Linked DNA regions of Homo sapiens: region 2 is linked to region 1. A link is a contact called in ENCODE Hi-C data. All regions are on one chromosome and are shown on one strand. Each heading gives the region's core, a stretch centred on a gene start or an enhancer-like site at or near the end of the contact. The rest is flanking DNA. Distances are from core to core; before and after follow the strand shown. Region 1 holds the start of ARRDC4 (arrestin domain containing 4). Region 2 overlaps IGF1R (insulin like growth factor 1 receptor).

Region 1 (3,698 bases), core at 442-2,941:
GAGTCTGGTCTTTCCCAGTACAGAATGCAAAACCTGCCATTTTGTCCTTTCATTACCGTTAGGACCATTGTCCTTTTCTCCCTCTCCCAGCCACTTAATTTGGAGGGAACCATTGCCTGGAGACAGTGAAAGTTTAGTAGAGTAAGAGGCAGAACACTATTCATGTATTGCAGAGCCAATACTACTACACGGTTAGGATACATCATTCAATCACTCAACATTTATTGAGCACTTACTGTATGCTAAGATCTGTGTTAGGCCCTAGAGGTCAAAAAACGAATGAGAACAAGTTCTGTGTTTCAAATGAGTGGGATGGATAATACATAGATAAACACGTAAGGTCACGTTGTGTTATATAAAAAAAAAAGTAGGCAGAGTAAGATCATGTAGGGAGCTATTCTAGACGAAATGGTCAGAGAATAGCAACTATTTCTGAACTTTACACAGAGCCTAATTTGTGACTTTTCCACTTTCTCTGAGAGGTAATAAGGAAATTTTGAACTTATAAAACTTTACTAAATCTCCACATTAATAATCTAAACTCAACGAGGGTAGTAGAGCAACCTTTACTTTGAGGTTTTTTTTTTAGGAAAATTGCTAAATTTCATTGTGAGATTAATCAATACATAACAGCTCACAAACGTGGCATGTCGATAAGGGGACAACTTAAAAGTTAAGAAAATGATGACCAGCTAATGACAGCTATGCAAGATGGTAAAAAACAGAACAGAGAAAAAATGGAAGGTTGAAAAGGAAAATGTAGCAGGACAAGCCGGAGGAAACTTGGGCGTGAGGAACAAGTCATCAAGGCAATTGGAAATTTCTGTGGATATGACAATGATGTCAGGAAACTTTCGGGTGGGGCAGAAACTTGAGTGACAGATGTTGTTCAAAAACAATGTGATTCATGATCTTATTTACAGCAGGAAGAATCAGAGTTCCAGCTATTCCTAACAGCGACACTGCGGAGCTTAGGAGGAGAACTCCTTAGGGGATGTATCAGGTTTAAAACCACAACCCTCATTTTTCTTATCTATGGCTCTTACATGGGCTGGGAATTCTGAAACCTGGGAGAGGCGGTGATCAAAAACCTGGAGGTTAGAAGATTCCAAGTCATTCATTAAAGTCCCGATGCGGCCGGCCCCCAAGATCTCAAAAGGAAATATTGCCGAGTTCCGTTTCCCAGAGCATCTATTTCCCCTCGAGTATTGCAGATGTAATCATAAACACAAGCCAGTTACAGCCACAACTTCATGCTTTAGCGAGAACCCAGTGGCTCCTGCAAAGTCCTTACGCTGCTAGAAACCCCGCCCCCGTTCGTAACTATGGGAACGGCTGACACGCTGAGAGCCGGAGATAACCCTGTTCCGCCCCCTCCCTGACAGATACTGTTTCCCACTGTCTGTCCACATGGGCGCACCGCCTCACTATTGGCCAGGGCTCCAGGACTGTGCCTGGCCTCAGCCAGTAAACGGCCTGTGCACGTGCACGCCGGAGCCTCCCGATTGGCCAACACTCCCTGATCACGCACGGCCTTCCTGCGCCCACCCACGCGTGGGAGCGCCAATGAAATGACTCAGTGACCATCTACAACAAATCAGCAAGAAGCAGGGCTCGCAGCTGACCAATGGCCGCCCGCCGGGGGTGGGCTGTCCCGGCCCTTTTCCAGGCCCAACTGGGTTTGTTAAAGCGACAGGCCTCTCGGCGAGCCGGTGCCCCATCGGGTACCGCACGGCTGCCGCGGCGGCCTTACCCTGCCGCGAGCGCCTGTGACAGCGGCGCCGCTGTGCTCGCGACCCCGGCTCCGGGCCTCTGCCGACCTCAGGGGCAGGAAAGAGTCGCCCGGCGGGATGGGCGGGGAGGCTGGGTGCGCGGCGGCCGTGGGTGCCGAGGGCCGCGTGAAGAGCCTGGGTCTGGTGTTCGAGGACGAGCGCAAGGGCTGCTATTCCAGCGGCGAGACAGTGGCCGGGCACGTGCTGCTGGAGGCGTCCGAGCCGGTGGCCCTGCGCGCGCTGCGCCTGGAGGCCCAGGGGCGCGCCACCGCCGCCTGGGGCCCGAGCACCTGCCCCCGCGCCTCGGCCAGCACCGCGGCCCTGGCTGTCTTCTCGGAGGTGGAGTACCTGAACGTGCGCCTCAGCCTGCGGGAGCCCCCGGCCGGTAAGCGCAGGCGAGCGCCTGGGGTTCCCCCGCCAGGCTGCGGGGCCGGGGAGGGGCTGGGAGGCCGCGCACCCTCGGGATGCCCACCTGGCAGGTGAGATCAGGGCGGGCTTCCGGGGGTGGGGTCCGGCCTACCCTCGCGGGTAAGGAGAGACCGCAAGTCCTGGGTGCGCAGCTCTTCCTGGCGCCCCGCCCCTGGCCCGCCGGGCCTGACCGGGACCAGTGGCTCGGGATTTTCTAGGACCGCGACGGGAGGGGGCCATTGGGTGCGGTGGGAACCTGTGATTGGACAATGGGGGATCCAGAAATCTAGGTCCTGTTCCTTCTGGTCCAAGAAAGGGACGGTGGAACCGGCGGCTATGAGGTTCCATTCTGCGGTGCCCGTGTCCTATGGCCTCCACTCCTCCCTATCCTGCATACGTTCTTGGTTCATGATGAATTAGCAGAAATTTGGTTTGGGGAATAGGGAAGTAGTTTCTGAGGGGTAGGAGTTCAAAGGAAGTGTTTTCCAGACTTGATCATCATGCTTGGTTTCCCTCTTCTGGGGAGCAGGGCAACTTAGTAAGAGTTGTACCTCTACCTGATACTGCTGCTGTTTCCTCCGCATCCTCTTCCTCCCCATCCTCCTCCTCCCCTCCTACCCGCTTCTTCCCCTCTCCCCCACTTCTCTCCACTCAAAATGCCTTTAGAGACAAGAGCATCAGGGCGTGTCGGGATTTCCCTTCCTGCTCACTTTGGTGAAGTCCAGTTCACAGTGTAGACTTTTCCAGAAGTACCCATGTGGGGACACACTACATGAGCGTTTCATTAATATTAGATACCAAAATTGGATCCCTTTAGTCACGAAAATACTAAGAACCATGAGTCTTACTCATTTCATGGATGGAAACTAGTTTAAACTTTTACGTTTTTGCCATGAGCTTTTATCTATCAAATAAAACAATGGTATGCACCTCCTCTCCTTGAAGAGTAAACGCATTATATCTATGTGCTATGTCTTATACAAAATATAATAGAATATGTGGTTTTGCCCTATCCTACTGTGGACACAGTGAACTCCTCGAGGTAAGTGATCATCTGAGTCATCCCAAAATTGTAGTGAGGAAAACTATATTTGGAACCAAAACTGCCTTTTGGATCAATGGGAACAGTGTGTTAGTGATAGTTCTTACTCCTTCATGCACTTTCCTCAGTATGGCTTCCAGGATCAACCCAGGCCCCAGTGGAAGCAGACAATACAATTTGCAAGATGGCCGAATGGAGTCAAGGACCTTGGGAGTGAGACATACATTGATTTTTGTCCAGGACTTTGGACTGTATCTCTGGGCCTATAACTGCTGAGTCAATAGATGTAAAATTAAAAGCAGTTGAACCTGGGATTAGCAATAAAAAACTGCTTTGGTAAAATCTGGGCTAACATTTTTTTTAATTCACAAGTCAGATGTTTATTCGTCACACACACACATATATACACATGTGGAACAGAATGTAAAAACTAGACAATTTGAAAATCTTAAACTTGTTTTAGAATGTATCATAGC
Region 2 (3,698 bases), core at 392-2,891, 910 kb after region 1:
TGCTCCCACCTCAGCCTCCTGAGTAACTGCCACTACAGGCGTGTGCCACCATGCCCAGCTAATTTTTTAATTTTTCGTAGAGATGGGGTCTGTGTTGCCCAGGTCCCTCTTGAACTCCTGGCCTCAAGCTATCTTCTCCAGTCGGCCTCCCAAAGGGCTGTGATTACAGGCGGGAGCCACAGCGCTCAGCCTAAAAATAACTCTTTAGCCAAAAGAAAGTTTTAAAAAATTGTCTGTTGTATTCTTTGATTTTACTCTATGTGGTCTTTTCTATTATTTTTAAAATAAAAAAGATTTATACTCCTCAAGTGTAACATTTTATCAAATCTCATGCTTCTGTTTGATGAAACCGAATGGCTAAATTTTTTAAATATCATGCAATCCATCCCAGTTTGTAATTTTATTATGGCCCTCACACAAGAGCGTGCAAGCTATACTAAGCTTCCTGTGGCCCTCGTTTTTCCTCACTGATATTTGTAACTCATTCCAAATTAAATTTTAGGAGTCTGAAATGTAGCTGTTATATTTGGGAGATGTGAAGAAAAGAATCGTAGGCATCTCAGTAGGCTAGGTATCAGATCACACATGCTTGCTGGACCAAAGAGGACTCCTTACAGTAGGATACATGATTCTGAGTTAGTTTGTGTACTAAGTATATACTATATAGCTTTTGAAGGGGAGACGGGCACAGAATTCACAATATCATGCACTAAGGGTTATTTTGTGTTTGCAGTTTCCAGATGAATGTTTTAAAGTTGGCTGCAGAATACAGCGAGATAGGTAAAATCTATTTGAGTATTACTTACAGACCCCAAAGGATATCCCAAAGGATATGTTGGACTAATTCCTAAAATATCCTGTAAGTCATTGCAGGTACAGGCGTGGATCTGGGTTTGGAAACGCCGCCTGGATCGCTGGCTGGGCTCCTGCAGCCGCCAAGGAGGGGCTGGCTGGAGGTGGGGCTCGGCGTGCATAGCGGCCACGTGACTGCGCCCCGGCCACGCCCACCGTCCCTCACGTGGTCCCAGGCCACGCTGGGCTTCGGCATGTGCTAAAGTGGATAGAAAAGGGAGTGGGGCCCGGGCGTGGCTTTGTGGTTTGGGAAGATATGAACTCCTTGGGGTTTTTTTCTCTTTTAATTCTTTAATTTTGATATTTGGAAATGCGTAAAAGGTTTTTCATTTGTCCTTGACCACGTGGTCCAAACCTCAATTTCCCTAGCAGAACGCGGTTTCGATCACTGGTGGATCCGTCTCACAGCACCAGTCATGCTGCCTCGCTGGGAAGTGGAGGGCTCAGGATTCCCGTGGTTCACGATCCATTTTATGTTGGAAGGAAATCATTTTGAACTATCTCAGTACACACCCTAGTGTATCTTTAAACCTAATTGAGTGTTGATGGAAAATCTGCGGTCCGAGAACCGTAAGAAAAGGGGGCTCCCACCTCCCGCTCTGGGGTCGCCACTTGCCTCGCAGGCAGGAGGAGGCTCCCAGAGTAGATACAACTTGCCCGTCACCCGGATGGGTTGGTAGTGCACATATGCACGGGGCGCAGTTTAAAATGAAAGTAAAAGATGCAAATGTGTTTGCAAAAGAAAAATTAACATAGGATACGTGCGGGCGTTCTCAGTTGAACTCGGTCTTACTGTTCCACGCGAGCACCCCATGACTCAGAGCCCAAATCTCAGCGGAACAGCCCAGGACGCTCCTGCCGTCCACAGGAAGACGCCTCTGTCTCTGTCCCCCGCCGCCACCACACAGATGCACGTACTCTCTTCACTTCCGTGTACCCAGTAAATGCAGATCCTGATTTAAATCTGCAGCACGCTGCTTTCTTCCCATTGCATGTGGGAAGCTTCAGGTTCTCTTCGGTTTATTTTCTCATCACCTTTATTAAAATGCAGTAAAGCAAGGAGTATATTAATGCGGGCCTCTGCAAATAGAGGGAATTTATTGAAAAGCAGAATGGCTTGAAAGATTGAACTTCATCTTAAAAATCAGAAACAGACTCTTGTTATTAATAGCTTTAGAAACGAAAATCTAACTTCTGATAAATTATTTCAGAGGAGTGGTTCAAACGTGTAGTAGATAGCTCTGCCTGGTCATCAATTATAGTGACGTCCTTGCATCAGCTCCAGAAACTCAGAATATTCATGAGCTTTCCAGTCTGACTCAGACCTTCAGGAGCCATGAAATTTTCCTGTTGGGATGAGAGGAAGCGCTGGCGGTCGTTTCGGCAGCTTAATGAAACCAGAAATAGATAAGCACGAGTGAGGGGTGATGTCCGCTTGTTTGCTCCCATCATGTTGTTTTTAATGTGTGAAAGTGAAAGTTTTAAAAGTCATACTAAATGTGTGATCCTTTTTAGAATTCACTGGGTACGGGTACGTGGAGGAAGTGTTTTTGTTTTTGTGAATTTGTTTAAACAAATGACTGAGGCTTTGTTTTCCACTCTGTCTGGCCAAGCACCATTGCTACACTTTTTTAAATTCATGACATCCTGAGCAGTGAAGCTGTTCTTCAGCCCGCCTCTCCATTTGTGACTGGAAGACAAGGAGGCAGACACCAATGGCGCCTCTCACAATGGAGGTTTATTTTTTTTTAATCTAACGGAGGGATTGTAGATGGTGTAAAACTTCCTTGTGCCAGGAGAGAAAGGGGGAGAGAGAGAGAGAGAGAGAGAGAGAGAGAAATAACCCATTCTAAACAACTTTAGGAATAGATGATCCGTAGGCATCAACTTTGCGCAGCAACAAAAGCCACTTTCTGAACCTCGTTCTGTGAAGTTTTAAAACAAATTGGGTTTGTTTAATTAAAATATTTCTTAAAGGCAAAAAGCACTGAGCTAATTTTTAAGAATTTTAAGTTATATATTAATATGAGTAGTGATTTATAATTTTCTGTTGAAATACATAAATTCGAGAAGCCCCACCCCTACCACTTGCCAGTCTTGAGTCCCCACGGCTCCTTTGCCTAGGTCTAAAGTCACTGCTTGCACACTCCTGCCTTGCATATGCCTTGCCATCGTGTGGGCCTCTTGGCTGGAAGTGTTCTTGTCCTCCCGTTAGGTATCTTTTATGACGTGAATCCTTACCTCTAATTATTATCTGTGTGTACATCTCATCACCTGCATCTGACTGTGTGCCTTGTGTATGTCTCTTAGCCCTCACAATTGCCTGACATGCCTTACAAACGGGTAGACCAAGTGTTAAATGAACAAATATTTAATAAGAACTTAAAAGCTTTTTGACTTTATATATTTTTAAAGCCATTGTGATTAAACACTATGTTTGATGTGGTGCTAATTCTGTGCTTTATCAACTGTGTGAATTGTAGTATTTTTAAAGTAGGAATAATTGAGAAATATTTTGAAGTTAGGTTAAGCATAGCAGTAAAGTTTCCACTTTTTAAAATAGCCAAATCCAGGCCAGGCGCAGTGGCTCGTGTCTCCAATGTCAGCACTTTGGGAGGCCAGGGCGGGCAGATCGCTTGAGGTCGGGAGTTCGAGACTAGCCTGGCCAACGTGACGAAACCCCGTCTCTGCTAAAAATACAAAAATTAGATGGTTGTGGTGGTGCATGCCTGTAATCCCAGCTACTCAGAGAAGTGTTTGAACCCGGGAGTTGGGGGTTGCAGTGAGTTGAGATTTCACCACTGCACTCCAGCTGGGGCAAAAGAATGAGTGAAACTCTGTCTCCA

What was found. Hi-C counts contacts between places; a loop is a spot of excess contacts on that map. Pooled maps may share reads with other maps.
Region 2: a loop to region 1 is called in a pooled map, with 11 times the contacts of the local background. The contact joins the enhancer-like site here to the promoter of ARRDC4 in region 1. A Hi-C loop is called at or near these places in 6 of 168 maps with a recorded cell type or tissue (CD4-positive, alpha-beta memory T cell, HCT116, IMR-90 and 3 more) and 13 of 50 pooled maps.

What each region holds. Positions count from the first base shown.
Region 1 is chr15:97,959,012-97,962,709 of GRCh38, forward strand. ARRDC4 (arrestin domain containing 4) reads left to right here and starts at 1,692. Exons shown (of 8, transcript NM_183376.3): 1 at 1,692-2,157. The coding sequence starts at 1,851.
Region 2 is chr15:98,864,495-98,868,192 of GRCh38, forward strand. The region is part of intron 2 of IGF1R (insulin like growth factor 1 receptor); the gene reads left to right. Among named protein-coding and RNA genes, the nearest start is that of MIR4714, 82 kb to the left of the region's middle. Within about 2 kb of position 1,642, at least 34 of the 41 ENCODE cell types and tissues checked have a DNase peak (open chromatin) inside an H3K27ac peak, as active enhancers do; they include IMR-90 and natural killer cell, where a contact is called at or near this core.